Regions from separate parts of the Mus musculus genome. Here regions 2, 3, 4 and 5 are each linked to region 1. Evidence: chromatin loops called from intact Hi-C (ENCODE). Cell type or tissue: heart. All regions are shown on one strand. Each heading gives the region's core, and the rest is flanking DNA. Links, peaks and the distances in the headings are about the cores only.

What was found. A loop is a pair of places that touch in the nucleus more often than their neighbours do. Peaks named below come from ENCODE experiments on the same cell type or tissue, not always from the same donor. Only the 100,000 strongest peaks of a DNase experiment are listed, where the experiment ranks them.
Region 2: a loop joins it to region 1, with 4 times the contacts of the local background. A loop is called at or near these places in 7 of 42 quality-filtered maps.
Region 3: a loop joins it to region 1, with 7 times the contacts of the local background. A loop is called at or near these places in 17 of 42 quality-filtered maps.
Region 4: a loop joins it to region 1, with 7 times the contacts of the local background. A loop is called at or near these places in 16 of 42 quality-filtered maps.
Region 5: a loop joins it to region 1, with 5 times the contacts of the local background. A loop is called at or near these places in 20 of 42 quality-filtered maps.

The regions. Positions count from the first base shown.
Region 1 is chr1:175,622,765-175,629,017 of GRCm38, forward strand. Fh1 (fumarate hydratase 1) reads right to left here and starts at 2,871. Exons shown (of 10, transcript NM_010209.2): 1 at 2,687-2,871. The coding sequence starts at 2,809. In heart, for the core only: a CTCF peak has its summit at 3,377 (motif pointing right); a DNase peak (open chromatin) is centred at 2,897; H3K4me3 peaks cover 1,909 bases; H3K27ac peaks cover 1,597 bases.
Region 2 is chr1:175,864,972-175,871,224 of GRCm38, forward strand. No RefSeq gene overlaps it. Among named protein-coding and RNA genes, the nearest start is that of Gm36360, 13 kb to the right of the region's middle. In heart, for the core only: a CTCF peak has its summit at 2,799; no DNase peak of the experiment used is centred there.
Region 3 is chr1:175,689,938-175,696,190 of GRCm38, forward strand. Opn3 (opsin 3) reads right to left here and starts at 2,695. Exons shown (of 4, transcript NM_010098.3): 1 at 2,233-2,695. The coding sequence starts at 2,599. Gm39707 (a long non-coding RNA gene) reads left to right here and starts at 3,109. Exons shown (of 3, transcript XR_865748.2): 1 at 3,109-3,154; 2 at 6,044-6,094. In heart, for the core only: no CTCF peak of the experiment used is centred there; DNase peaks (open chromatin) are centred at 2,874 and 3,694; H3K4me3 peaks cover 3,455 bases; H3K27ac peaks cover 2,544 bases.
Region 4 is chr1:175,920,854-175,927,106 of GRCm38, forward strand. Becn2 (beclin 2) reads left to right here. Exons shown (of 2, transcript NM_001290692.1): 1 at 1-835; 2 at 944-1,372. The coding sequence ends at 968. Among named protein-coding and RNA genes, the nearest start is that of Becn2, 3.7 kb to the left of the region's middle. In heart, for the core only: a CTCF peak has its summit at 3,180 (motif pointing left); no DNase peak of the experiment used is centred there.
Region 5 is chr1:175,876,973-175,883,139 of GRCm38, forward strand. It overlaps Exo1 (exonuclease 1), which reads left to right and starts at 3,806. Exons shown (of 15, transcript NM_012012.4): 1 at 3,806-3,884; 2 at 4,160-4,228; 3 at 5,923-6,096. The coding sequence starts at 5,936. Gm36360 (a long non-coding RNA gene) reads right to left here and starts at 3,783. Exons shown (of 3, transcript XR_373723.2): 1 at 3,700-3,783. In heart, for the core only: no CTCF peak of the experiment used is centred there; a DNase peak (open chromatin) is centred at 3,789; H3K4me3 peaks cover 2,030 bases; H3K27ac peaks cover 1,114 bases.

The DNA of each region.
Region 1 (6,253 bases), core at 382-5,381:
ACAACCTTGGCAGACACGTCAAAAGCATCCTGTCTATCTTTAAAAGCATATCCAGCGTAAAACAAAAGCAAATACTATACCATCTCAGCGTATAACAAACTCTTCCAAAATTCTATTTCCTACCTTTAACCTCAGGTGTTATGACTAATACTGTCACCTGAACAGGATTGATCACCAAGTAAACAAGCCTCTGGGCCTGCCCAGGATGGCTCATCTAGATCAGAATAAAGAAGACATCTAAGCTGTGTGGACCACCACTGTGTAAGTGGCAGCATCCTATGTGTGCTGCAGTGGATATCCACTGCCAAGTGCTCAGTCCTGAAATCATACGTACATGAGCAACACTCCACTGTGTCACTTGTACAGACAGGCATTTATATACTGTGGTCCTTTGAACAAGATGTCTCCCATAGTCTCAGGCATATGGATGCTTGGTACCCAGATAATGGTCCTGTTTAGGAAGGCTGAGGAAGTGTGGCCCTGCTGACAAAGTATGTCACTGGAGAGCCTAAAGGCTATTAACATTTTGAGTTTGCTCTCTCTGCTTCTAAATTAAGCCCTTCCTTCTATAAGTTGCCTTGGTCATGGTGTTTTATCACAACAGAAAATTAACTAACACACACTCATATGCACACACACTAACCATTAAGAAAAAGACATGATTTTGACATAGAGCAAGGGGATTGGTACATGGGAGGAAGGCAAGGGAAGGGGAAATTATAGCTATATTTTTAATTTAAAAACTAAAAAAAAAATTTTTTTAAGTTATAAAGCAATCTGAGTGTCAGTGATGCTCTCTCTGCTTCCTGACTGTGTACCCAGTGTGTTCACACTCAGTGTGTCCAGTTACCTCAAGCTCCTGCTGTCATGCCGGCCCTGCCATGTAGTACTGCACCCGGGAATTGTGAATCAAACCTTCCTTCCCTACGTTGTAGAGCAGAGACTCTGACCCTCAGAACCATCTCGACAGCCCTTTGTGTAATCTTTGCCAACAGCCTCTGCATTCTAAGCATAAATGAACCATCATATTTACATGGCCCCAAGCAGAGAAGTCGTCAACAATGCGTCATACCTCCACATGACGCACTTCAGGTGAACTCTTAAGTGTCCTTTTAAATAACAGGGCTTCCAGGGTCATGTGAATTTCTCAATACTAGAGAACAACTTTTAACAAAATCAGCAGGCTTGCTGGAAATTACAAGGGGGCTAAAGGGCAAGAAATGTCCTTGGAACCATGGAAAAAGAAAAGTATACTGATCCTATTTTCTGACACTATAACCCTAAGCAAGAAACTGCTATTTTCATATTTGCCATGATAGATTCATTCCATTTTCCTGTTCCCCTAAACAAGCTTTAAAACAAAAAGAAACCCAGTCTTTTTAAAAGAGATTTTAGAATGCATTAAAATCACCAGAGCAAAGTTCCAGGAACTTTAAGCAACCTGGACTTCATAGCTTCTTTCCAAGATTTATGTTAGTGTGTGTCTGTGTGTGCATGGGTGCATATGTGTGTGTGTGTATGTATGTTTGCACACACGCATATGTCGAGGTTATTAAGAGTGTGTTACAGGTCCCCTAAAGCTGATGTTACAGGTGGGTGTGAACCACCTGATGGATTCTTCACTGGTGTCATCTCCCAAGCCCCAAGACGGTACAGAGTTGTCATTCAAGCGTCTAGAAGTTGAGAGAACGTCTTGGCCCTTTTAAGGACACTAAAGGAGGTCTAATTAAGAAGCACAGTGTTTTCCCCAAGTTCTATCTTGCTGAGCCTCTGTAATTATCTCAGCTTTACATGTAGAAACTGGACAAAGCCTGAACGCAGCAGTAGGACTTGAAATCACACCCCACACTACAGAAGACATGCTACACTTCGGAGTGGTCTTCCTAACTATTCATTTCTCAAACTTTTCCTAACAGTACATACACACTCGCATTTTTCGTTTTCTAAAGAACTCTAAACAGTACAGGGGCTTAACGAAGCATGCCATACCTTGGACCTGGCCCCTTAAGTTCCTTTAGCTGTCTTTCTGAATACAAAATCTTGGTTAGGGCAATTGTTCGGTCCTATCCAATCTGCTCAGGCATGCTTCCGAGTACTTATGTTCCTAGGTCCACATTTATGGATTTCGGAGTTTTACACCCAGTTGTGAGAGAGAACACATGTAACCTCACAAGCTAAATAGTCAAGTTAGTAAGAAGCAAAGCCTTTCCGTTCAGAAGACACACTGGCTTCATCCACTTCGAGGGCCTGAAAGCAGGAAAGAGCACCCTGGTGGACCAAGAAGCCAGACCCTAGCCTAGGGGAGCATCCTGTCTGTGTCCAGCCAGCAGGGCTTGCGATCTGGACAAGGAAGGGGCTTCCCCTTTCCTCGGGCTACTCCTGCACCCCGGCATCCCCCACCCTCTGCCTCCGTGCACGCTCTTTCCCAGAGAAGGTGTCCTGGACCGAAGGCCTCTGCAAGCTCAGGCATTGGGCAGGTCTGCCCTGACACTCAGGCTCCCCAGCAGGAAGGAGCGCGTCCCTCAGCGCTGCCCGCAGCCCCAACACACTCGGCTGGAGGCCGCGTCCGGGGCGGATGGTGAGCGTGCTGGCCGGCGCCGAGCCCAGGCGCGGCCCGCGGGGACACCCGGGACACTCTGACGTGAAGGTCACCCCGGGGAGGCCGGGTCCCGAGATGCCCGCTCACCATTCGCGCGACGTTCGGAGCACACCGCGGGAGGGTGGTCGCTTCCCCAGACACTGCAGCACCGGCGGACGGAACCCGCAGGAGGCGACGCGAGCGCGCGAGGAGACGGAGTGCGCGGTACATGGTGCTGCTGTACGGGGGTGGAAAGCTGAGCCTGAGCCACGCCCCCTAATACGTCAGATTCCGGCCACGCTCGTAACCAATCAAACGCCTCTTCCTGAGCATGTAGGACGGGACTAACCATGACTGGCCAATAATAACTAATGGGGCGGGTTGCCTTCCCTGGGCCTGTAGTATGGCTGTTTGAAGTCCTCGGGTTCACGGGAAACTAGTGCGGAAGGAATCATGGGAAAAGACAAGAGGCGGGAGGTCAGATCTTCCGACAATACTTCAAATGTGGCTGCTAGGAGGCAGGAAACTGGCTGAAGATGCCTGTAGTACTAGGTCCGTGAGACAGCCTAGAAAGAACATGTTATCAAGTTAATATTTATCCTGCAACCACCCATGACGTGCAGCTGTATGAATCCGTGTCTCAAATACTTATCTTCCTAGAAAGTGCCTCAAATTTTAAACAAGGAAGTAGTAATCAATTATCCCACAATGCTCCTAGTTGTCATTTTGGAGTCAATTTTCCTGTCATTTTTTTAAAAGATTTATTTTATGTCTATGAGTACATTGTAGCAGACTTCAGACTCACCAGAAGAGGGCATCAGATCCCTCTTATTGTGATGGTTGTGAGCCACCCTGTGGTTGCTGAGAATTGAACTCAGGACACCTGGGAGAGCAGTCACTGCTCTTTACCACTGGGTCATCTCTCCAGCCTTTTCCTCTGTCTTTTAACATGTCCTCTGATAACATTTATAATGTGTCCACATTCCTTGGGATTTTTCATCTCTGATTTTCTTTGTGGTTACAGGCTAGGGAAAACATTGCTTAAATGATGCCAATGGAAAAAGAGTAACTGATAAAAAAAATTGTGTCTCTTCTTTTAATTTTCTAATGCAGAATCAGAAGACAGTTAAAGAGGAAGTTCTTCAGGAAATGAGAGGCTTCAATTTATAGCCTCAGCACTCTAGATGCCACGGTAGGGAGGAGTTGAATTCAAGAATAACCTTGGCTTCATAGTGAGCCTGACACAAATGCACTGTTGACCTGCAATCTTCACACTTGAGAAGTGCAGGTAGGAAGAATAGTAGTTCAAGGCCATCCTTGGCTACACAGGGAGTCTGAAGCCAGTGTGGGATACAGGCCACCCTGTCTCAAAATAACACAAATGAAATAAAATAAGTAAGAATAAGACTAATAGCTGAGCTAAATCAATTAAACCAGTACCGGTGGGTTTTCAGACCTCAGTATCTAGTTCTTCCCTCTCTCAACTAATGGCTGAGAAATTTTTAGAGTAGTTGGTGAAAGGTAGAACCAAATTTTCTTTAAAAGTTAGGTTAAGGGGAAAAAGACAAAGCAGTAAGATAAAGTACAATCATATAAAGCAGTGTATCTTCTGCCCGAAATGTTACACTTTTGCCATTAAAGAGCAGCCACAAGAGTGTGGTGAGTATGTGTGTATGTGAGTGTGTGTGGGTGTGTGTGAGTGTGTGTGTGAATATGTGTGTGTGTGTGAGTGTGCGTGTGAGTGTTTGTGTGCATGTGTGAGTGTGTGTGTGTGAGTGTGTGTGAGTGAGTGTGTGTGCGTGTGTGAGTGCGTGTGTGTGAGTGTGTGAGTGTTTGAGTGTATGTGAGTGTGTGTGTGCGTGTGTGAGTGCGTGTGTGAGTGTGTGTGTGAGTGTTTGAGTGTGTGTGTGAGTGTGTGTGTGAGTGTGTGTGAGTGTTTGAGTGTGAGTGTGTGTGAGTGTGTGTGTGTGTGTGTGTGTGTGTGTGTGTGTGTGAGTGTGTGTGTAGGGGGATCTCCTGGGTTCCAGCTGAATGAAAAAAACAACTGAAATGAAAGGAGGAGGACATGACTACTCCTAAAGTAAGGAGAGGATTTTTATGGTAGATACAAGGGAGAAAGCAGAGAGAGGAAAGAGGCCAAGCTGAACAAGGCAGGCAGAGGAAACCAGGCCATGGGAGGAAAGGGGGCAGGGGATGGGATGGGGGCAAGAAAGGAGCTACTGACAAAGACAAGACAGGTAATCAAGCCAATAAATAGGCTAAGAGAATGATGTAGCCAAAATGGCTGACTTACATAGGGAAAAGAGCTGTGCAGGTGGAAGCCCAGCTCTCAGAAGTTTAGAGGAGGGAAAGGGTTGAAAAGTGCTGGGAGGAGCCCCAGATATTGCTTTGATATGTTAATGACAGCTCAGCCATTTCTCTGAGTTTCTGAGACCTAAGGCCTGTCTTCTGCTTAGTTTATAAGTAATCATGAGTCCTTTGTTTCCATTCTCTACTCTCCTACCACAAAGCAACACAAACACTTACCATTTGCTTTGTCTGTACTCTTAACGAAATAGAAGATTCATTTCTAAACTTGAGTGCCACGTTCTCCCGCCCCTTCCCAGAGGCGCTTATTTTCTTCAAAAGTGTCCTTCCCCGTCCACCCTTGTTTGTTGCTTCAGTCACTAACAGGCAAACAATTGCTTTACAACTTCATTTCAGTCCTGGTGTGATGGTGCACCACCTTAGTCTGCACACCAGAGAGGCACAGGCACGTAGATTTCTGTGCATTAAAGACTAGTGCAGGTCTACATGGTCAGCTCCAGGAGAACCAGGGCTACAAAATGAGACCCTGTCTCAAAACAAACAAACAAAAAGTCATTTTAAAGCCTACTGCTATAATTTAATTCAGTGCTGGAAATGGTCTTAAATAAAAAGTAGCTATGATCTTTTTTATAGACTTAATAGTATTCTGTTTCATGAATTTAAAAAATGATTTACTCTTTTTGTTGTGATTTTGGTTTGGGGTTTTCTGCCACAGTACACAGATAGAGGACACTTTGTGGGAACTGGTTCTCTCCTTGCAGTACGGGGATGCAGAATATGAAGCTTTCAGGACTATTGACGAGAACACTTACCTGCTGAGGGTCTCCAGGATCCAAGGATGTCTATTGATATTGCTGTTTTTTATCTTAAATTCCTTTGAACATTGGTACCTCTACAAGTTTCAGTTATTACTCATCCAATTAGAGTTATCATTTTATTTTTCATTGGTTTCATTTCTGTTTCAAGCACATATCCAGTTCCTACCCCTAATTTAACTTTTTGAAATTTTGCATGATGGATTTTATATGTGTAGATTCATATCTTTCAACAATCTCCTAAGACACATAAAATATTCCAGAAAAATTTCTTTTTCTTTCTTCTTGTGATTTTTATTTCATTGAAATACCATGTAACCCAGGCTGGCTGTAAACTCACAGTCCTATTGCTTCAATGTTTCCAGGGCTGGGATTGCAGAAGTGGGTCATTTAAATGTATTAATTAATTCATTAAACACTAAAAGCAACCTTATTAGGTAGTACCCACTATAATCCCTTTTGCAAAGAGAACATTGATGTCTAAGAACTCCCAACTATTAATGTATATTTGCCTTCTAGTAAATCAATGAAAGTAATTTTATACTTGTAACAG
Region 2 (6,253 bases), core at 652-5,651, 240 kb after region 1:
GGAAGGAACCTCAATTGAGAAAACACCTTCATAAAATGGAGCTGTAGGCAAGACTGTAGAGCATTTTCTTAACTAGTGATTGGTGGGAGAGGGCGCAGCCCCATTGTATGTGGTACCACCCTTGGGCTGTTTGTCCTGCATTCTGTAAGGAGCAGGCTGAACAAGCTATGGGAAGCAAGCCAGTAAGCAGCACCTCTCCATGGCCTGCCTCTACATCAGCAACTGCCTCCAGGTTCTTGCCTGGTTGGAGTTCTTGCCCGGACTTCCCTTCCTGACTGCCTGTTAATGGAAGTGTACGTGAAATAAACCCTTTCCTCCCCATATTGTTTTTTGGTTATTAGGTTTCATTACAGAAATAGAAGCTCTAATGAATGGGGGGGGGAGTGTATTGGGGACTTTTTGGATAGCATTGAAAATGTAAATGAGGAAAATACCTAATAAAAAAATTAATTCTAAAAAAAAAAAAAAAAAAGAAAAAGATACTCTAATGAAGATGATATCTTTTGATCTGTCAATTTCTCTTTAGGTATCTGTCCTGAAATGACATTCCTAATAAGACACATAGATCTACAGAACTGATTGGTGTTTCTGGTTTTTGTGTTGGGTTTTGTAATCAGCAATAACTGAAAATGAAACAAATGCCTGTCAATAAGAGAAGAGATAAGTCATCTCTGGTTGTTCATTTAATGGAAGACTTTATGTTACACACACACACACACACACACACACACACACACACACACAACGCACACGCCCTTGAGGGTCTCACTGAGTAACCCACAGTGAAGGCAAGTCTGGAACTCATTTGGTAGTCCAAACTGAGGCTATCCCAGAGCCCAATCAGAAGCGGAGACTTCTTTCAAGCTCCCAGTGATCTTCCTGCCCCAACCTGCTTCTTAAAAAGAAGAAAACCACCTTCCTGTGCTTTCTCCCTGTGCATTTATTACCCACAAAGACAAGTTTATGGGATCTAGGGAGATGGCTTAGTTAAGAACACTGGCTGCTCTTCCAGAGGACCCATGTTCAATTCCCAGCACCCACATGGCTGCTCACAACTGTCTGTAACTGCAGTTCCAGAAAATCCAACACCCTCACACAGACACACATTCAGACACTGATGCACATGAAATAAAAATAAGTATTTTTTTAAAGATAAAGTTTACTCGAGAATTAAGTAAATTAGTCTTATGAAGAAATTTATAATGTGGCTGAGTATTTTAAATGCATTCTTTCTTCTTTCATTCTTTCTTCTCAGTCATGGAAGGTACTAAATCAAAACCGGCAAAAAAGAGGGATTAATTTGAAAGTGTTTTCTTTTCAATTGGCCATATTCACAACACATTTTATTTTAGTTTTAAAAATTATTCCTTTATGGAGAGGTGAGAAGAGAGAGGGTGTCTGGGTTAGTAGGAAAGAGGAGTTAGGGTATATATGATCAAGATGTGTTGTTTGCATATACAAAATTATGAAATAGTAAATTTAAAAGTCTATTAATCTTATGTGCAAATTATCATTTATTTGTTTGTTATTTTAGAGTCAGGGTCTCTAGCTTAGGCTTCCTTTCACTTCCTAAATACCTGGTGACCTTGAAGCTCTGATCCTCCTGCCTCTACCTCCTGAGTGCTAGGATTCTAGGTGTAAGCCTCCAGTTGTTATCTGTGTTGTGCTGGAGATTAAGCCCAGGACTTCATGCTCACTGGGAAGGCACTCTGCTTAACTGATCTGCATTCCCCAGCCCATACGTTTATTTTAATTGATGTAAAAATAAATTCCTTTTATGGAATGAGTCCTCATATTTGATATGACGTACTTGCCCTACTTAAGAAGGGTATTCAGAAGCCAAGTCCCAAGCTGGTATAGGCACCTTTGTAACCAAAGTACTTGCTTTTTATAGCAGTTTGCATGTGGGCTATTTGATCCCTTCACACCAGACCTAAATATAAGAAGCCATCTATATATGTAAGGGGGGGGGGGGCTGATGTTTTAATTTTCACACATAAGAGAATTGTAGCCCTGTCAATTGGTCTGATCAAGTTTCCACACACACACACACACTTCTCTCTCCCTTCCCCCTTCCCGATGATCCCCTCACTCCATCTATCAGTTGTCTCCTTTGATGTGATAAATATCATCTTGAGAACATTAATAGGATTCAGAGAGACATCACCTTCTGTTGCCTGCTGGGGGCTAGCTCAGTCCCTCGGGAGCATCCTTGTCTACAGAGCTCACTGAATTGATGCCACCTCCTCTTGTTTTGTGTTGCTTGGGGTTTGGAATTTGTTTTCTCCTTGATAAATTATGCAAGAATCCTACAGGCTGTGGGAGCAGATTAGCCCCACCCCTGGCCTAACAGAGAAAAGGGAAAGGAAGAAAAGCTGTTTTGCTTCTTGTGCCTTCTCCTTATTCCCTAAGGCATAGTGTGGATTTCAAGTAGAAACTGGCTCCCCTTTGTTCTGTAGTTGTTTTTCCTTTTAAGTTACATTTTAACAAAACTTTAAGTCATCTTATTTATATTTTGTATCTTTTTTTCTTTGTTTTCTTTTTTCTTTTTGTCCATTTCAAAACATCTTTGACTCCTTATGTGACTTCTTGTCTTCACAAGTACCTTTTGGGTTTTGTTTAGACTCTTGTGACATCTAATTTCACTCATTTCTGACCCGTGGAATGGAAACTGATTGTGTTCTGCTATGTTTCTTTAGCCTGTTTCCTCTCTCTTCTTCAGAGAGAAAAATACAGGTTTCAGGACAGCAGGGCAGAATCTTTCGATGGGGTGTTGGCCCCTAGTGGATCAGGAGTGAAAACACAACTCTGCCAGGCCTGGCATTCTATATCTGGGGAAAGAACACCGCAAGGGCAGAAGAGAGCAAAACTAAACGGTACAGTTTTCCAAATATGCAAAATGTATGAATGGAAGGAAATCACAGATTATTATCAACAGAATCGACTCCTTGGTCAGTTTAAGGCTTAAAAAGTTAAAGAATACAAAGGACAAAATTCTAAACTGGGAAAAATAACCACGATAAACAAACAGTGGGCATTCTTAATGTATAAAGAGCTTTCACAAATAAACTGTAAACATCTTTTCCCACAAGTTTCTGTATAAAATGTCCACTTGAAAATATAGCATTCTCCTACATCAGCATTAACCAACTAGGATCATTTTAAAGACAAGATAACTACAGAGGCAAAGCAATAAATGATCAAAGCTGATCTAACCTGGCAAGCCCAGTCTGCTGTGGGGATTTTTTTTTTGGGGGGGGGGGGGCTCTTTGAGACAAGGTTTCTCTGTGTAGCCCTGGCTGTCCTGGAACTCACTTTGTAGACCAGGCTGTCCTCAAACTCAGAAATCCGCCTGCCTCTGCCTCTGCCTCTGCCTCCCGAGTGCTAGGATTAAAGGCGTGCACCACCACACCCAGCTGCTGGGGGGATTTTTAAGTATAAAGGGCTCTGATGGTCCCATATGCACATGATTTTAAATGGGTTGATTTAATTTTACAAAGATGTCAAATTCTCCAAAGTAAGCTAAATTCACCCAAGTAGAAAACAATAACATTTAAACTTTTAAGTCTTCTTCCAGGGAAACCACAGAACGTTATTCTAAAATGTGTCTGTGAACTTACATTCCCTATCTGTTCAGCCCTTCAACGGGAGAAGAGGACTAGTGAGCTGGGTGAACAGGGAAAGGCGCTCACTGCCAAGCCCGACAACCTGAGTTTGATCCTAGGAACCCACATGGTAGCAAGAGAGAGATGACTTCCACAGGCATCCTCAAATAGACACAAATAAGTGCATACATACATGTAATTTTAAAAATAAGAAAAGGATAAAATCTTGTCCTGTCCATAGGCAGGACAAGAACTCATAAAAAAAAATAATAAATAAAGTGTGGATTTTAAAGAACAGATGATCAGAGGAGCAGAAGGGTTTAGAAACAGATGCATATATTTACAGACCTTTAGCCATCATGAAAATAACTACAAATAAAGAGAAAGACATGCTTTATAAATAGAAATGTTACAGAGACATCTACAAGGAGCAAGAAATAGCCAGGCCCTTGAGTATCCTCACAGCTGCCAACTTGATGGTGTCTCTCTCCTTAATCTGCATTATCTCTTTGCTCCAAGCAAAATTACCACCTTGGTTTTGCAAAACTGTATGAACCCTTGCCTTCAGTTCTTTGGAGAAGGAGTCCCAAACTGAACCAAGAAACACCCAGTCCCGATTCCGACTTCCGCTAACTTCCAGTAGCGCTGTAGCCGTGCTGGCCTCTGCCATCCTGGGACCCTCCCAGGTACACTTTCACTGCCTGGCCTCTGCAGATTCCATTCCTTCCTTTGGGGATACTCTCCGATCAGTTGCCCATTTGGCATGTAGTGTCCTTTCCTTGTTTTGGGCCCTTCCTTAACAATGGGTTCCTTTCTTTTAACCCTGCTAAGCCATTTTAAATTGGAAGATCCTAATCCTACCTTGAGTCGCTCAAATCTTCCACTCTCTGGCTTATGTTTCTCCAAGATACATACAATAATTTGACATATTTTATATTTTAATTATCTGCCTGTTGGCCATGTTGACAGAATGAATGGATAGACATTTAAATTTGTCAATAGCCTGCATCTAAAATAGTCACAGATGGGCTGGGGGTGTAGTTCGGTGGCTAGAGTGCTTGCTTTAGCATGCATAAGACCTTGGGTTTGATCCCCAGCACTGTATAAACCAAACATGCTAACACACTGGATCCATGGCAGGAAGCAGAAATGAATTCTGTGTTCAACTCACTATTACCTTTTCATTCTGACCGTGATCCCAGGCCACAGAATGGCACCACGAATAATTTAGGTCCATCTTCCCATCTCAGTTAAGCTAGTCTAGACAATCCCTTACAGATGTGTTCAGAGCCTAGCATCTGAGGTGATTGTATTGAGATGAAAATCAGCATTAGCCACTGCACCATCTCAAAAATAAATAAATAAATAAATAAATAAATAAATAAATAAATAAATAAAACATTCATGGCGTTTTTCAGAGCTTAGACGTTTGACTAAGATAGCTACTTGTAAGAGTGTTTTTCAGTAAAACTAACCTAAACATTATCGATATGAGTATTATACAAACACTGTAAAATATAAGGTTCCAGAGCAATAAGAGTTGCTTCTTACCTTTTACTGTGAAGATGATTTCAATAGCCTCCTTTTTTTCTACTGTGAAAATAAAATCACTATATAACATCTTAACACCAAGTGACACTTCTGAAAATTAATGTGGCTGGCACCAAAAATATATTTTTGAGAAAGCATATGGCAAAGCTGTCTTTCCGAGGACTGGAATACTGGCACCTACCCCACCCCCACCCCATTTGTCTGCCTTTCTATGTAATAAGCTTTACTGTGTCTGTCCTGAATTATGACACACAGGGCACACCTTGTATGTTCCAAATGTGTCGTACAAATTTCACACTTATTTAATGCTCATGTGTGTCCTCTGGTGTTGTTGCACATTTGATCCCAGTTTTACAGGTGACACAGATGGAGTGTAAAGGGACCAGTGTTTCAGCTCTATACTCGGTGCCTTTGGGTAGTCACTATGCAGAGCCAGAAACACAAAGGGGCCACACTAACTTCTTCAAAGTTTTCAGTTAACCAAATCCTTGTATGACTTTCTTTTTTTTTTTTTTTTTTTTTTTTGAGTAAGATTTGGAAAGAGAAAAAGGAAAAGAATCAACTTTTATTCAGAACCATGCTTGGCTCCCTCATGGGGTTTTCAAGGCAAAGCTGAGAAACAGCTCTTCTTCTTATTATTATTGGCTCTTTTGCAAAAGAAAAGCCAAAGCCAGGCAAAATAGGTGTTGTTATGGTCTAAGGCTATTATCGGATGTGAGTAAAATGTGACTCAAGCTGGACCTGCCTCATTCCAGGAGCCTGTATTCTTCACCATGATAAGTTGGAGCCAGTTACCTAGGAAACGGGGAGCATCCGGAGTGGAGGAGGAATACTCAGATCCAGTTGTTAGCTGCTACAGTGGCCATGGAATTAGGAGGATTTTATGGCCTTAGACCTTACTTAGCATTTGACCATTTTACCTCAAAATTGTTTTTGAAAATATACCCATATTATTTAGAGACCCTATAAATTCCCTTTTTACATTCCTATACAGTATTCCATTATGGAAATGCATTATAATTCATTCTTTCTATTATTGACAGGTCTGAGTTATTTCCAGATTAGAAATATTATCAATAGTGCTTCTGTGCTTCCTG
Region 3 (6,253 bases), core at 382-5,381, 67 kb after region 1:
AGCAGAGTACAAAGCGGGAGAGAAAACCTATGAGGATATCTAAAGTATAAACATGCATGCACTTCCTCCAGGCATAGAACAAGGCTGAGGTGGTAGTAAGAGGGGAGGGGGTTATAAGCACCAAGGGTACATACAGAACACAATACCCTTCAGAAATACAAAGCAAATGGGATAGATGACATTAACCACAGAAAGCTCAATAGTAGATAACAAAGATGGGGAAACTGGCAGCCTTCGAGAATGAATGGCTTGGGAAAGCCCAGACAATGGGGTAGCCATAAGACCCACCCTTGTACCGTCAGACCAGTACCATCAGCATCACCAAAGCCTGAAGCAAGCAGCTAGCAACTTCCAGCAGTTAAAATTGCCCTCTCCTTCAGTACTCAGAATTGATTAGTCCTGGTTTAGGAACAGAAAAGGGAAGAGTCTTCTCCATCTCCATCCTTTACCCTACTCAAGAGCATATTCTGGGCAAAGAAATTACTTGCTAAGAATGCTGTGCGGTCTGAAGTCACCTCACTCTACACTTGTCTCCAGGAAGTAACTTATTTTCAAGCCTCTAACCCCAGAAGATCTACATCAGATTTTAGGATGGGAATAAATGACATGATTCAAAGAAAGACTGGATGCCCTGAATAAAGGAACCCTCGGGTAAAACCAGGGCGAATGTTTCTTGTAGTCTTTAAAAAAAAAAATCTCTCCTGGTGCTGACAGACCCCAGCAGGAATTCAGAAGGGGAAGAAAGGGCAGAGAGGATTCTGGAAGATAGGATTGGCAGAGCAAGCCAGGGAGAGCCAGGGTGGGTGCTGCAGACATAAGAAAACTCAACCCATTCCTTTTTATTCGGTTTCAGATGGAGACACTGAACACCACAGCACAGAAAAGTACTTCACAGAAAGAAAGGACTTTAATGTCTTCAAACAAACACCTGTCGCTACCCCCAGGGCTTTTCTGCAAGCTGTCCTGACACATCACCTTTTTTAAAGATCAATCCGCCTAAATGCCCCCCCACCCCGAAAAACATTTTTAAGGTAACAGAGAGAATAATCATATAGTCAACCCATATTACTACTCGCATCCTCTTACAGACCTTCCTCTAGGTTCAATATTGTTATGTAAAGAAATCCTTAGATCAATGTTTATTAGGGGAAAGCATCAGAATTGTCAATCAGTGAAAAACCATCATGACTCCTAAATTTTGTTTTAAAACTTTAAAAAGGAAATGATGACAAACACCGTGAGATTTGGGTTTGCCACATGTAAGTTGGCAAATAACAATTGTCAAGGATATTACAGAGACGTTTTTCTCTAAGATCTGGCAAGATCAAGTCAATAGTAAATTATCAATGTGTTTTTAAGGTTTGTGAAAGGGACTTTAAGCCTTAAGAAATATCCATTTCTATTTTAAATCGTTATACAAACAAAATCCCTAGGGGACACACACACACACACGTTTTTCCCAGGCTTAGAATACTGGATCAGTCAACCTTCAACCTGTCAATTCTCAATATAAATCTTCAAGAAAGCAACAAGTTCTACTTCAATTAAATGTACTGGCTGCCCTGCTAATTATGAGTTGGACTCCTTTGCGCCATTTGTAACCTCTGGTGTGACAGAACCTATGTACAGGAAATTAAAAAAAAAAAAAAGTCTCATCCCCTAGGAAGCATTCAACTGTTTATAATTGCTAACGAGTGAAAGGGGGTAAAATACTGCGTTATTTAGGATTCTACATGTCATTCTGAGGAACAAATACTAAATTTGTGAATTAAATCTCTCCTTGTTCTCGCCTCCACTGTTCAGGAGTTGACTTTTTTCTTGCATCTCTTGACTCTACAGGGCCTCATTTCTTTCTCCCTCTGTAAAGTCCACTGTGAGCTGCCCTGTTGAGAGCTACAGTAGGAAGTAAAAATAGATGAGGGGAAATAAGATGGCCAGCGGCAGGGAGACTTTGGAAAGTGCTACAGAGGCAGGAGGGGCTGGGGTTGGTGACTGGCTGGGAAGAAGGGTGTGTAAATCCAGGCAAGGAGGGAAACAGAGTTGGGGATGAAGACCAGATGAAAGGGAGAAGGGAGGCGAGGGTTGGGTATCTAAGGGAGGTTCTCGAGGAGAGAGAGGGAGTTGTGGGTGATGACTGGCTATCAGGGACGATCCCGGGGAGGACGGAGGCCCAGAGCTGATGTACCCGGGGGAAAGTTGAGAGGCAAGGAGAACGCGTCCCGGGCGACTCACCAAAGAGGCTGCCGCTAAACCCGTCCCACGCGCAGCCCACGGCGTCCCACACCCAGCCGTTCCGCAGGCACGACGCGAAGGTGAAGGTGACTCCGAACAGGGATACCAGCAGGTCGCCCAGGCTCAGGTTGACCAGGAAGAGGTGGGTGGGCGTGCGCAGTCTCGGGAACTTGGAGTAGAGAAGCAGCACCAGCAGGTTGCCGCCGACGCCCAGCAGCGCGAGGCAGCCGAGTAGCAGCGCCAGGCGCTCGTACGCGGTGGGGCTGAAGAGAGGCGCGGGGCTCCGCGTGCCCGCCGGTGCTGCGCCCTCGGCGCCCGCCCCGTCCTCCCAGTAGCCCTGGTCGCCACTACGGTTCCCCGAGTACATGGCCCGACGCCGGCGCGCCGTGAGAGAGAGGGCTCGGTGAGCCGGGCGGCCCGAACAGGGTGGATCTCACGCTCTGCGGGCCGCTCAGGCCATTGTGCCCGGGAGCCGCGCCAGGCCCGCCCAACCCGCGCGCACCCGAGGCCCCGCCCTTCGGTGCTAGGACCCCGCCCCACCGCATGAAACTCCGCCCTCCTAGCGTTCTTGCTATCCCACCCTCCCGCGTGGGTCCCGAGCCCCACTAGCTAGCACTTGCAGTCCCTCCCACGGGACCTCCCTGGAGGCCACGCCCTTCTACCTTGCGGCCTCATCCATACGGCAGCCGTTTTGGCCCCGCCCTCCTAAGACTCTTCCGCAGTCTGGCCTGCGGCTCCTCCCTCCCGGAATCTCCTGTTACCCCGCCCTCTGACTCACACCCTTGGCCCCGCCCTCCGGCATACAGCTCCGCCTTCTTAGAACCTCTGACCGCGCCTCTGAGCTGTGGCCCCGCCCTACTGCTTTAGCGGCCCGCCCCTTTTCCCCCCTCCCACCTCCCGGGCGCGTTCCCGCCCAGCAGAGGTGAGTTTCAGAGACCAGTGAGCTCTTGCTCTGCTTCCTTCACCCTTAAGCCGAGGTGGAAACCTGAACAGACTGTACAGAAAAAAAGAGAAAGTAAACTCCCTTACGGAGGTAAATTAGCCACAGCGGATCCTCACAGCCCTCAACGGACTCTAAAGCATCTCGTCCATTCACCCGTTAAGTCACTCACCCTAGCATACACTCATTCATAAATATTTATGAACGCCTGCGCTTAACTCAGTTAAGCATGCTGAATGAAATACTCTCTTTCCTGGGAAGCTATAATAACACCCACCCCCACCTCATACACCCAATAGAAAGAAAACAAAACACTGAAATGCCCGAAGTAGAGCGCCAGCGAAATGATCTCATAAACAGGGAACCTGACGTTAAAAACAAACAAACAAACGCAGCAGGCTGAGTCTCAACTACCTTAGAGCTGGAAGATATGTCCCAGCGTTTATGACAGTGTTCTGAGCTGCCACTCTCAGAGCCCCAGAATAAGGAAGGAAATAGCATCAGAGTGACACCCAAGTCACCCTTCCACTGGATCCCAAGCCTTCTCAGTCTGCAGTAGGTACACCTGATACACAATCCAGTCCAAATGCTTCTCTGGAGGTGATCTCTTGAGCAGTGCCCCGCCCCCTAAGGCTTCAATCCAAATCTAGCAGGTATAGAGAGGATATATTTAGAACAGCACGCATTTTCCACTGGACCTTTCCCCAGCAGCAATGCAAATATAGAACAAGTCAAATATAGATTGTGAACGTCACTTCTTTAGGCCTGCTTTCTCTGTCTCCACTGCAGTCCCCAACGACTACCCACGAGAGGAAAATGTCCCGAGCTGCATGCACCTGAAGATGTCATAGGCACTAATGACTGGTTTGTGGAAACTAAATTGGTGTGCACCAGTGTCCACCCCTCCTCCCACTTGTGTTAGACTCAGTGCATCTCAAAAGTCTTCAATAGTCAGCTAAGTGACGAGATAGCTTGATACCCTGCTGCACTGAGCACTTGACTAAGAGGTTGTGTGTGCCAGCTTCAAAATCTTGATCTTATTTTTAAGACTTCTAACCTGAATTCAGCATCTACAAGGCCTTTGACCTCACCTGCCCTGAAAAAAAAATGTTTTTAATTTTGTGGTTTAGATTTATAGGACCATTTAATAAGTTCTTTGTGCCTCTGACGTCTCACTATAGTAGTCTTCCTACAGTAGGATTGCAACGTTAGTGGAAGGAAGAAAGGAAAGAGTCCTGATTTTTTTTTCCTAAAATATTCATTCTTTGGCACACAGTCTTCTTCTCCTAAAGCTTTCTAGAGGTGTTGAGAGAAGACAATGCTGACCAAATTGGTTCATACATGAGATGCCAGATGCTAAGTGCCATAAACAATTATAAGGCAGAGAAAATAGAGGTGTATATGCTAGCAGAATACTCCCTTCCAGGCAGCTAGGACTAGGATCTTAAAGCCTAGACCCACAGGGACACACCTACTCCAACAAGGCCGCACCTCCACTCCCTGGCTCAAGCATATACAAACCATCATAAGAGGAAAGAGAAAATAAATGTGCTGTTACTTAGACAGCTCTGCATTGAACTCTAAACAAGACCTATGTGCCAAGGGAGGACTCTATTTGCCCCTTTGGAGGGAAACGAGGGCACCAGTATAGCAGAATAATAGGAGATGAAGATAGAGAGGTAAGTAGGTGAGCAGCTGTGCTTTGGCCTCTACTGTATCAACATAATAAGGTTGATACAATAGACCTATAAGGTCCAGAACATTGCCTGCGCAAGAGGTGTGAGTGCAATGAATAAAAACAGTAAGAGCCTCTGGGGGAAATGGTTAACATTTTGATAATTGACAATAGTTATTATAATAATCCTGTGAACTGTTAAGGTCTTTTAGTAGAGTTGATACACATAAGCAAGATACTGCATATATGATTTTGTTAATAAAAATGTTTCTTGTACATTTCAAAATTAGGTCTTTATGGGAGTTATGGTTTAAGTGGAAAATTCCCTATGGGTTTGTGTGCTTGAATACTTGGCCCCTGTCTGGTGGCACTGTTATGGGAGCTTATGGAATCTTTGGCATGGAATCATTCCCCCAATAGATCATCTCCAAAGTGACCCAGACAAGCCAAGCAGTGCCTGGTCCTTCAGGCCTGTGTACTGCTAAGAATGCAAGCCCTGGCCACAGGCATCATCAGGTGCTAACATACATTCTTTCCAGGAGAGTTTTTCCTTGGCTTATTCCTGGAGCTGGGTCTGATCATGGTGAACCAGATGTAAAGCAACCTGCTACCCTGCCTTGGTTAGTCGTTGGTTTTGTTTGTTTGTCTGTTTGTCTGTCGGTTGGTTTTGTTGTGTTGTTTTCCCAACCTGACACAAGCTAGAGTTTGTGGGGAAAGCAAAGAACCTCAGTTGAGAAGATGCTCGCACTAGACTGGCCTGCAGGAAAGCCCGTGGAGCATATTTTTGATTAATGGAGGTATATGAGCATCCAGTCCTGGGTTGTATAAGGCAGCAGCCTAAGAAAAACACAACTAGCAAGCCAATAAGCAGTATTCTTCAACGGATTCTACTTCAGTTCCTGCCCTGAGTTCCTGCCCTGGCTTCCTTCAATGATGGACTATGATGTGAAGGTGTAAGATAAACTAAACCCTTTCTTTCCCAAGTTGCTGTTGGTCATGTTTTGGGTTTTTTTTTGGGGGGGGGGGTTCCCTCAACATCCTTCCACCATGTATGGATGAGTAGAAAATGCCCACAGGAGGAATGGACATTTAGCAGCTACTGACGGCTAGAGCTTTGATGATTCCCAATCATCAGAACGATGAGAAAGGAAACACTGATGTTTGTAAATTACTCAGTGGGACGTATTTTATTGCAGCAACAGGAATGGACCAAGACCAATGCAACAGAAGATATAACATCTAATATAGTAAGCGATAACTTCACTTTAACACGTTTATTTTTTTAAAGTTTGTGTGTGTTTGTGTGTGTGCGCTTGCCCACACTCATGTTTGCAAGAGTGCAGGTCCCTGTGGAAGACAGGAGGGGGCTGCTGATGCTGGTTTTTAAGCTACTTCATTGGTTTCTT
Region 4 (6,253 bases), core at 738-5,737, 300 kb after region 1:
TGGTGAGTGAGGAAGAGAGGGAGGCGCTACACGCGGAGCTTTGTGCCGAACTGTCCAGTCTGGAGCAGGAGGAAGCAAGGCTGACCCAGGAGCTAGAGGATTTAGACGGCCATCATGCAAGGGTAGCCGCTGAACTCAGAGCAGCCCAGGCCGAGAGCAAGGAGCTGTATAAACAGCATGAGCAGCACAGGGTCGAGTACTCTGTTTTCAAGATGGAACAGCTGGAGCTGATGGACCAGCTGAGCAGTGTGGAGAACCAGCTGACGTATGCCCTGAGTCAGCAGTACCGCTTAAGACAGACCAATATCTTCAACGCCACATTTACCATTTCAGATGAGGGTCCCTTGGGCGTTATCAACAATTTTAGGCTGGGCTGTCTCCCCGGGGTCCGGGTGGGCTGGACTGAGATCAGTTCTGCCTGGGGACAGACAGTCTTACTGCTCTTCAGCTTGTCCAAGATAGCTGGACTGCAATTCCAGAGATATCAACTGGTTCCCTTTGGGGACCATTCCTATCTCAAGTCCTTGACTGGTGATGGCGTGCTGCCCTTATTCTCTGATGGGAGCCACAGCGTCTTCTTGAATAACAAGTTTGACTGTGGGATGAAGGCCTTCCTGGACTGTCTTCAGCAGTTTGTGGAGGAGATTGAGAGGGATGAGAGATGCCCCTGCCTGCCCTACAGGATCCATGTGAAGGAAGGGCTGATGGAGGATGTCTGGGACAGTGGGGAGTGCTGCTCCATCAGGACCCATCTGAACACGGAGGAGGAGTGGTCCAGGGCTCTGAAATTCATGCTTTCGGACTTGAAGTTGATCCTTGCTTGGGCTTCCTTAAGGTACTGTTAGAATTAACATTATTTTTGAAAATACATAACAATAAGGTTGTACAGCTCAAGAATGCATGTTTGTGATTAAAAGGTATACCATTTTGTCTTTTGAGACAGGTTTTCCAGAGTCCAGAGGCCTTAAGCCCTTCCCTGGTGCCACCACTGCCTTAGACCCCTGAGTGCTGACTGGGCTTGTATGAACCAACCAAGAATGAGCAAAAATTACATTATTTGCTCAGCATGACCCAGATGTCACTGCTGTGGTCCTTAGACCCTCGTCTCTTTCCCTTGTAGCTGTTTCTCTTGTTGTTCCCCTACACCCAGGCATTCAAGATGAAGAGGAGAAGGAATTGCCAGGAGAAGTGGGGCTGAGACCTGAACTTCCTGAAGAATTCTGTGGTGACTTTACTGTTTACAGTGGACCTTTGGAGGGCAGCGGTCATGGGGTGGGACCTTTCAGGGACTGCGTTTCTGTTGTTGTATAGTATAAGCCTTTCCTTTTCATCTCTAAGATGATTTTAATAAATGTCATGTTCTTAAATGACTAAAAGTGAGAAGTGTGATTCTGTGTGTGTGTGTGTGGAGAGAGAGAGAGAGAGAGAGAGAGAGAGAGAGAGAAAGAGAGAAAGAGAGGAGAGAGAGAGAGAGGCCTTAACGCTCAAGCTATCCTGGCATTCACTATTATGCTGCTTCAGCCTCTATATATGCTGGAATTTCTGTGCTGCTACAACTGAGAGGTTTCTCTTAATTAGGCTGTGTCAAAAGACGGTTTCACTGTTCCCTATGACAACGTAATCTTCCCAAGAGGGACACAGAAGTGAGAGGTTTCAGAGAAAGCTCCGGGATGGAAAAGGACTAGTTTCCAGGGAGGCGTTCTGTCCCTTCCTGGTCATCTGTAAAGTGGGGACAATTGGACTACTTACTCTGAAGTATTACAAAATCAACAGACGGCATTCAGCGTCGCTTTTTCCATGTGTTCACGTTTACATCTCACAAATGAAATTAACATGTCTTTACAAAATCAGAGAATCATCATCATCATATTTTATAAAACAGGACCTCTCTACATAGCCCTAGCTGTCCTGTAATTCACTATGTAGACAGGCTGGCCTCCAGTTCATAGAGATCTGACTGCCTCTGCCTGCACTGCCACCGTGCTGGAATTAAAGTTATGTGCCACCATACCTGGCTCATTCATTTTTTGATTCAGAGTCCCTTGAATGTATTAATGCCTGTCATAGTGATACATGGCTTTAATCTTCAGCACTCAGAAAGTAGATCTTTGTGAGTTTAAGACTAGTTTGGGCTATAGAGTGAGTTCCAGGCCAGCCCAGCCAGAGCTACATAGTCAGTTCCTGTATGTTTTTTACAAGAAAGGAAGACCTATGTGATAGCACAGAATAGGAAAGATCTACTGAATTCCAGCTCTCTTTTTAAGACAGGGACTCACTAAGTTGTTCCAATTGACCTAGGTAGAGCTCACTATGTAGCCCAAGTCTGGAAGTTCCAGATACTCCTGCCTTAGCATTTCCTAAAAGATTACAGGCCGGCGCCTGCTGCGAACTCAAGAGACATTCCATTCTCTTTTAGCGCTTCATCAGCTGGCGGTTGTACACGCCTTGCTAGGCGTTTGGGGAAGAATTCACGTTTATAACTGCTCATCTTTAGGCAAAGGCATCCTATAAGGATAAAATCACATCCATATTTGGAAAAAGTCCTTATTTCAGCAGCCAGAGAGTCTCTGCTCTCACCCTTACCCTCGTTTCCTTTGCTCCTCAGTTCCTCTGATAACCCACAGGCTTTCCTAAGGAGATTATTTACTCTTCTGCTTCTCCCTGTTTTACATAGGGTTACTATTTGCTGTGGTGAAACACCATAGAGTGACAAAAAGCAAGTTGAGGAGGAAAGGCTATTTTTTGGCTTATATGTCCACATTACTGTTCATCACTGAAGGAAGTCAGGGCTGGAACCTGGAGGCAGGAGCTGCTGTCAAAGCCATTGAGGGGTGCTGCTCACCAGCTTGCCTCTTGTGGCTTGCTCAGTCAGCTTATAGAACTCATGACCTCCAGGTCAAGGGTGGCACACCCTTAATGGGTTCACTAACTAAAAATACCCTACAGAGCTGTCCATAGCCCCATCTTTTCGAGGAATTTTCTCAGTTAAGGCTCTTTCCTCTCTGATTTTAGATTGTGTCAAGTTAAACTAGCCAGCACCTTCAACATTTATATGTCGTATTCCACTTGGGTAGAGATAATTTTTATGGCATTTATATATACTCAACAATTTTTGCAATTGAGGGTTCAGTGGCCTCAAACTGGCTCTCCTAAACCTAAAGATGGTCGCTACCGCCCTCTAGTGGTACTTCTTGGTTCTGAGCTGGCAAGTTCTGAACTGGCTGGCAGAAGGAGTTCTATCAGGGACACTCTTACCACTTGGGAAGACAATACAACTGACTGGGCAACTTTGAATCAAGGGGTGCAGATTTCATGTAGTCTGCTCATAAGGTTTCTCTGTTTTGAAACCTAGGTAGAAATTTTTATTAGTATATGAATAGCCAGGCAGTGCTGGCACACGCCTTTAATCCCAGCACTTGGGAGGCAGAGGCAGACGGATTTCTGAGTTCGAGGCCAGCCTGGTCTACAGAGTGAGTTCCAGGACAGCCAGGGCTACACAGAGAAACCCTGTCTCAAAAAACAAACAGTCCCCCCCAAAAAAAACCCCAAAACTATATATATGAATAAAATTACATAGATTAAATAATCAATTAGACTTTCAGCAAAGACCCTTTTGGACCTGGGGCCATCTGATGCCCAAACCCTTGCTCTCCCCAGGGCAACAAGCTGAAGGTGTGTGTTCCATACTTAGATCTGAACTCCAGATGGATGGGATACACAGTGACAGATGGGATACACAGTGACAAACCATTCTGCTAATTCTTTCTCAAAAGACTCTGGGAACTGCCAACCCTAGAGGGCAAACAAACCATCTGAGAATCTGGAGAAACTGGGGGTTTTGGAAGCGGCTCTAAGAAGGAGAGTAGAGTTATTCAACATCCTGCCAGAGTCTGAGGTGATGCTGATGCTGCCAGCTTGCTGACTAAACTTGTAGTCTTGAGTGGACTCTAGACCAGTACTTCTCAGAAGCCCCGACTCTTCCCATAGAGCATGCTTGACAGTGTTGGGAGACAGTTTTGGTTTCACTATAGGGGTGTAGCCTGTGTGCCCCACATTAAGGACAGTCCAGGGATACTATACTATACATTCCACCACTAAGAATTATTTGCCCAGATGTCTAATATGTACAAATTTGGAATTTCTGCCCCAGCCTGGGTATGGTATAACCCAGGTCTGACTTCTGTGAGTCCAGCTATAACCTCAAGGCAGTTTTGGATACAAGCGCCACTGGTTTGTCCCACCATTGAAAGAAAAGAATACGGGGAGTGAGGAGTGGGCGGGTAACACCCAGAAGGGGGTTTCCCCTTAAGAGAGAAGGGGAAGGTGGCATGGGGGTGGGGGGGACTTGAGTGAGGGGGTGCTGGAAGGAGAGGAAGAGATGATACGGAGTTGTAAAATGAAAATAACAAATAAGTTTAATTTAGAAACAAAACAAAGCAATACCTATAGAAACCTTCCATACATAGTTTAGGCACAAAGAAGGAAGAGGAGGTTCTGGTTCGGAGGAAGTTCAGGTTCCGAGGCCATTTTGTGATAACAAGATCACAACTGAATGCTTTTTTGTTTGTTTGTTTTTGTTTTGTTTTTTGTTTTTTGGGACAGGGTTTCTCTGTATAGCCCTGGCTATCCTGGAACTCACTCTGTAGACCAGGCTGGCCTCGAACTCAGGAATCCACCTGCCTCTGCCTCCCAAGTGCTGGGATTAAAGGCGTGCACCACCACTGCCCGGCCTGCTACTCGACCTTAAGGGGGTTTCCTTGGTATTAGTATGGCACTGAAATAGACTCACAGACCCAGTGAATCCGAACGTTTAAATGCACACTGACAACTGCTTGTGTGTTTCAGAAAATATCAGGACCTGGATACAATCTTCTGTTACCCAAGTATATTATGGATGCTTCAAACACTCATGTGTAAGCATGCTTTGAGAATACTGAATGGATAACCATTTGTTTTATATAAATCAGTGCTGGGAGAGTCTACTTAGAAACCCTCAGGCTGCAGAGATGGCTCAGCAGTTAAGAGCACTGATTGTTCTTCTGAAGGTCCTGAGTTCAAATCCCAGCAACCACATGGTGGCTCACAACCATCCATAGTAAGATCTGACATCCTCTTCTGGTGTGTCTGAAGACAGCTACAGTGTACTTACATATAATAATAAATAAAACTTTGGGCCAGAGCGAGCAGGGCTGGAGCAAGCAGAAGCCCTGAGTTCAATTCCCAGCAACCACATGAAGACTCACAACCATCTGTACATTCACAGTGTACTCATATACATAAAATAAATAAATAAAACATGACCCTCAGCAGCTACAAAATAAAGATCCGATGAGAAGAACCTAGATGAGAAGACTGACCATATGGTTAGAGGGAATCATGGGATTAGCTTTAAAACACATGGCTTACAAATGAAGGAATTACTCAGCTAAAAACTAAGAATCATAAGCCTAAATGCAAAGTGATAACAATTCCTAAAGTGCAAATTGCCAGTTAGGTTCGGTTACCTGAGTGGGTGCCCTCACAAGAAGGGAGGGAAGGGTTTACTGAATGAATGGTTGGTTGTTATTTTGTTGCTATTGTTGTTGTTTAGGGTTACTTTGTTTATATATGTGTGTACCATATACATACCCTGGGACCTGTGAGGTCAGAAGAAAGGGTCAGAGAATTGTTAAGAACAGCTGTGAGAGGGTTGGAGAGATGGCTCCAGCAGTTAAGAGCACTGACTGCATTCTGAGTTCAAATTACACCAACCACATGGTGGCTCACAACCATCCCTAATGAGATCCAACACCCACTTCTGGTGTGTCTGAAGACACCTCCAGTGTAAGGAGCAGAATCTATCTCTGCACACGGAGACAGGCACATGACACAAAAGCTTGCTCTAGCTCTTTCCATCATAGGCTCTGAGCCATATTCAACAATGGTTACTTTTGCTTTATGTTTTGAGGTTCGTAGAAAGGAACGATGCCAAGCCCAACAGAAGGTCTCAAGCCATCACACAATCACCAGCCAAGGAAGTTTTGACGTGAGAGGAAGCTCCAACAGTGAGGGTCGTTGAGACAAAACTTCCTCAACTCAGATCCTTGTAGTCACAGTATGACAGCACAATGTTAGAAGCTGGGATCCCAGGAAAAGCAGGGAAGTTGGGGAAAGTTGGCCTCGAGAGGATCAGACAGAGCTGGCCACAGACAGTTATGAGGGTGTGAAGAACTCCAGTCTGCTCATTGAGTTCAGAGTCATATCGTGGACAATA
Region 5 (6,167 bases), core at 1,168-6,167, 250 kb after region 1:
CTGACCAACACACACACACACACACACACACACACACACACACACACACAGAGAGAGAGAGAGAGAGAGAGAGAGATACACATGTATACAGAGAGAAGTAAGCACATACACATATAGTATTATATTAATTATCTAATTGAAAACAGAAATGTATAGAAAAGGAATAAAAAATCTGCCATCCTACTATTTAGAAATATCAACTATTAACTCCTTATTTTATCTGTTTTTTTGTCGTTTTGTTTTATTTTTAATTGTTTATTTATTTAGTGTATATGTGTACACTGTAGCTATCTTCAGACACACCAGAAGAGGGCATCCAACCTCATTACAGGTGGTTGTAAGCTACCATGTGATTGCTGGGAATTGAACTCAGAACTTCTGGAAGAGCACTCAGTGCTCTTAACCACTGAGCCATCTCTCCAGCCCATTTTCTCTGTTTTTAATGTGTGAGTGTGTGCTTGTTTTGTTAAGTTTGCCTGTACAGTTCATGGAAATGAAATATGTGGTGCTTCTTCTCTATCATGACTTCCTGAGCATTCTTCTGCATTAATGTCATATTTTATATTCTTTCATTGTGGGTGGGCCAGACTGACTTAACTTTCCACCTGCTGTTGGATACCTGTGTTTGTTTTTATTGTAAATGATGGACACACTTATATTTTTATCCTCTAAAACATCAATCTTCTTAGGATACATTCCTTGAAGACTACTTGCAGAATTAAAGCGTTTTATCATCTTTTCTCTTTTACGGTCTTTGTATGCACTGCCAGATTGTCCTGCAGGAAAGGATTATTCAAACCACCAGCACTTAGGAGAGTGCCTTTTCGTGCTCCCTCCAAATCCAAGATGTTTTTTTGGTAAAACTATTTTCACTATATGAATGGTATAAATATTACCACCATCTCCTCTTACATTTTATCTCTATGAATGCTAAGAAGTTGACCTAAGTTGCTACTGGGAAATAGATGTGCATTTATCCCTTATTTCCATTTATTTTGCAGATCCCTCTTTGGATTCTCTGTCCATCCTCTTCCATTAGGTTGTCAAGGCCTCTTTTCTGCACGAGGTCTCACTATGCAGCTCAAGATGACTTCAAACTCCTCCTCCTGCTGCTGTTGCTGCTGCTCAGTCTCCTTGGTGCTAGCGTTCCAAACCTGTCTTTGGATATCCGGCTTTATAAAATAAATTATACTATTTTTAAGTGTGTGTGTTTGTGTGAGAGAGTGGGAGTGTGTGTGAGTGTCCAGAGTGGCCAAATGAGTCAGATCCCCCGGAGTTGGAGTTATTGGTGGTTGTGAGCCATCCATTATTGGTGCTGGAATCAAATTCAGGTCCTCCTTAACTACTGAGACATTTCTCCAGCCCCAGCATGTCCAGCACAAGTATGTCTATAAACCTCATAGATGTCTGGTATCTAGTGGACTAGAAGAGGCATCAGACCCCCTGGGAACTGAAGTTATAAACAGTTGTGAGTCACCATGTGGATTCTGAGAATTGAACCCAGGTACTCTGGAAAAGCAGCCAGCTATAAACTGTTCAGCCATCTCTCAGGCCCAATATCTCCATTCTTAACTCTGATTTTTTTTCCTTTTTCATGCAAATACATTCAGGCTTTTTGTTTTTGTTTGTTTGGTTTTGGTTTGAGACAGGGTTTCTCTATGTAGCCCTGGCTGTCCTGGATCTCACACTGTAGACCAAGCTGGCCTCGAACTCAGGAATCCACCTGCCTCTGCTTCCCAAGTGCTGAGATTAAAGGCATGAGCCACCATTGCCTGGCACATGCAGGCTTCTTAATATATTAAATGATTATCCTTCTGCTTCTATGAGCTATAAAATATGCATATTTTAAATATACATTTAAAATTTTTCATTCAGATAGATAGAAAGATATATTGTGTGTGTGTGTGTTTTACCACAATATAACAAAGAAAAGAGGACATTAGCCAGATCTGGGCATTTTCTATAACTGTAAATCCACATTCTTTCAGAAAGTCTAATGACTTAAAGTCAATTTGTTTGGGCAAAGAAAAAGATTTACTTGAAAACCAATGATGGTGTAGCTCCCCAACAAAGCCCAGCCTCCTTGGGGCTGCAGTCACGAATATGATCTAGGGATTTGCTGGGGGAACATATCACTGGGGTAGTAGTCCGCCTTACCAGTGCACCAGGTACTCTGTGTTAATTAGTACTTATATATTAATGGATGTTTGGGGTTCTGTAAGTTTAAAGAAAGGTAACACAACAGATAATACCATCGTGCATCTTTTGAGTTCCTTTCCTGGAGAATAACTAATTTGTCACTGAATTGTTAGGATATTAAAGGTGAACCCAGAGAGCAGAGAGGATCACACATGGTATCTTTACATGGAGGGCAAGAGAGAGAAAAGCTTTTTTTTTTACAGACATGGGCAGGGAAGATTCTTATTTTAAAAGATCCTGACAGAATGTAAAAGGTCACAGAAGCCCTGAAATTGGCAAGATTGATGTCACTGTTAGCAGAACTAGCTTCACTGATTTAGAAAAAATAGAGGTGCACAATGCTCTGGCCACTCCTTGAACCTGTGTGTCTGCCAATGTTTTGACCATTCCTTGAACCCATGTGTGTGCCCACTGCTGCACCTCACTGCCAGGTGTTTGTGATATTGGTTGCTGGGAGAGTCAGAAAATCTCCCCAGCAACCACAGCCCAGCCAATCCGGAGTTGCTACACCTGCACCAGACTCTTTCCTTGTACCCCTCCCATACCCATTTCTTGAGAATAGACATTGTTTAGATCTGGAAATCCCCTACTCCCCCCTTCTCCTTCCCCCCAGGGCCTATAAAAACTGAGACCCCTTTCCCCTCAGGGTCGACTCCTCTACTCCTGCGTGGGATGTGAGTCGTCCCCAGAGCTCTAGCTTTCCCCGAATAAAGCCTCATGTGGTTTGCATCAAGCTTGGTCTCTCATGAGTTCTTGGGTGTCCGCTATTGTCCTGAGGCCTGAGCGAGGGGCTCCTCTCGGAGTCTTTCAATTTCACACTTAGATAGCTTCAGTCAGAGGAGTCTGCTGGGGCAAAGACAGTAAGAGACTAAATTATGTACAGTCCGGCTGTGTGACTTCTAAAATTAGTAAGTTTTTAAAAGTCCATTAAGAAGAGAAACTAGAGGGGTTTTCTTTCCTTGATAACACTAGGAAATGTGACCCAATACAACCAACAATATACAGGGTTTAATAACTTGAACCATTGGGCCATTTTGTTTCTTAGTTATAAGGATAACATTTTCCCAACTCGTATCAGGGATAAAGCCATATAATGAATAAAGTGGGTAAGCGCAGACTATAATCAAACTATAGCAACATGAAAGCTTTGTACAAAACTTCAATTTGCATAGAGGTGAGGATGTTTCGGAGACGAAAGACTGTGGTGTTGGCCTGGAATTAAGCAACTATGAACTGGGCTCCTTTTCCGGGTTTAAAATAACAAAATATGTTTGACTCCAAGTTGGGAGTTCTTTAGCACGCATGTACCTGGATCCAGTGGCTTGGTCAAGGGAGAACTACAACTCCCAGCAGCACCGGCGAGAGCGCAACTTCCGGGCCTAGAGTTTCTCTTGCCCCCTCCCTTACCACCACCCCACTTCTCTCACAAACAAGCCGACTTTTCGCTTCTAGCGTCGCCGAGTTCGAGATGGCATTGGCCATTGGCGGCGGACTTCCTACCTTGCAAGGAAGGGCTCAGGACTCGGCTAAGAGGAAAGTCGGGTCATAGAAAGCGGGAGGTGGAGGCTGCGGCTCAGGACGCCCAGGGACGTCATGTCCGCTGGGCGGGGCTTCCCGATCCCGCGCAAATCGAAAGGTCCATGGCTGCGCTTGCAGCAGCCGCTCGCCGCCGTTCTGAACCCCAGGTGAGCGAGCGAGCCCCTATGCGGGCGGCCGGGCGGTCACTGGAGCAGCGGGCCGTGTGGAGGAAAGTGGGGTCCCCATGACTCTGATCCACGTGCCTTCTGCCCCTCGGCGCGAAACCCGGATCTCCGGGAAGTGAGCGGGAGCGTGGAGCGCCTGCAGGCGACTGCCTCGGCCTCCGGGTCTCCCGCTTTCCGCAGAGGCGGGCTGACGTGTGTCCTTACCAACACTCGTACCTAGCGATGAATTCCCTTTGTATATGCTCTCTCCTGTGCAGGTTTGAGGAGCCACGGCGCCTGGAATGGACTTGTGTGCTATGCCTGTTCGTTCGGGAGACGGGACTAAGGTGAAGCCGCTGCTGCTGTTACCTCGGGTACCACCGGCGACCTTCTGGTGTTGATGCGCCACATGGCACTCAGTCACTTCTATACTAAAGAGGAAATATTTATTCGAGATTTAGTTGGCCTAGAAGAAAGAAACTTAAGGAAATTTCACGAAATGTAATTATGTCCCTCCCCCACCCCAACCCCCCCCCCCCCCAGCATGCACGAAATCATGTTTTAGAGACGTTGTCTTTTAAACGTAGTGGACTCGTTTTACACAGACCCACCTGCACCCAAATTGGCTGATGTTTAAAATTACGGGTTCATGCCCCCCTTTAGGGATTCATAGTTAATGGGCATGACCTTAAAGGTAAATGAATCTCTCAAGTGTCAGGGCTGCTAGCTAAGGGCATGGCCACTTTCCTGTGGTGTCAACAGGGCACCTCTGGCTTATCCCATAGTCTTTAAGAACATGATCTTAGGTCTGTTGAATCAGGTGCCTGTCCCTGTGACCTCACTGCTGAGAGAGGGGAAGGTAAGAGTGGAAAATCCCAGAGAGCTCAGCCTAAGACCTAACTAGCCTGGTGGACGCAGCTCAAACAAACAAGGTGGACTGCCTTTCACATCCTCCGATTCAAACTCCATCACGCATGCATCATACACAGAAAGAATAGTTGCAGAGGGTAATAGCCTTTGCTCTTGCAACCATGAGGACCTAAGTTAGAATCCTCCCCCCAGCCCCCTCCCCATTAAAACCCCCTGTGCCTGAGCCTGCTGGTAACTGCAGAGATTGGGAGGCAGAGGTGGCAGATCCCAAGACCTCATTGGGCCTAGTTGGTTCCGTAACACCCTGCCTCAAGGTGATAGACAGGTAGCAATAGAGGAAGACACCCAATGCCTTGCTCTGGGCTCTGCATGGATGTACCCACACACTCATTACATGCACACACTCCCTAATACAAATACCTGATCTTAGATGGTAATACTGTATTGGGAAGTGGCAAGCAGCTGCTGGAGTTGGAGTAGGAAGGCGGGGGTGGGGTGGGGGGGGGTGTTAGTTGCTTTGAAGGGGCTGCCATCTCCAGGACTTCCATGTAAGGACCTAGAAGGGAATGGAAATTATAACTGTTTGTTTCTTGAAGCTGTTTTGCACATCAAACACGGCTTCATGTGTCTTTGGTATAGCCTTCAATGAATCTGATGAAATTTCCCCTAGATGCCACCATGGCTAATTACCAGGGTATTGCTTGGAATAAACCATTCTGGTAGTGTGGGATTGCTGACATGCTTTTCAGTTGAAATGTCTGTCCTTCTCCAAACTTTGGAGTTTCTACACTGAACTTTGGATGCGCCCCTTTAATATAGGGGTGAATATGATACCATAGCATGCAGTGTTATAGGCTCATAGTCCTCTTTTTATGAAAGGAGAGACTCAGTTTTAATGTCTGAGTCCAAGTGTTAAGAGAGATAAGAGCCCACGTTAGGATTGTAAGTATGGAAGCATTTTTGGAAACAAATAACCACGAAGGAACTCCCCAGTGGTGTTCAGGTGAGTGTTGGTGATTAATGAAGTTCTGAGCTACAGAAGTTGCCCGAGAGAAGGCCAATCATTAGCTAAATGTTACTGTCGGTGCTAGACTCCACACTGAATTTCTAAAGCTTTTTGGTAAATCAGCCTTGGTTTCATGTTGCTCTCCTCCCTTTTTCCTTCATGTAGTTAACTTGGCACGATGGGGATTCAAGGGTTACTTCAGTTCATCCAAGAAGCTTCTGAACCTGTCAACGTGAAGAAGTACAAAGGACAGGCAGTGGCTGTGGATACCTACTGTTGGCTTCACAAAGGGGCTATTGCTTGTGCTGAAAAGCTAGCCAAAGGGGAACCTACAGATAGGTGAGTTTGCAGTGTATATCACTTGGTTTGAGAGCTAGAATGGTATGCTTTCTGTTTTTGGGTCAGCCCCA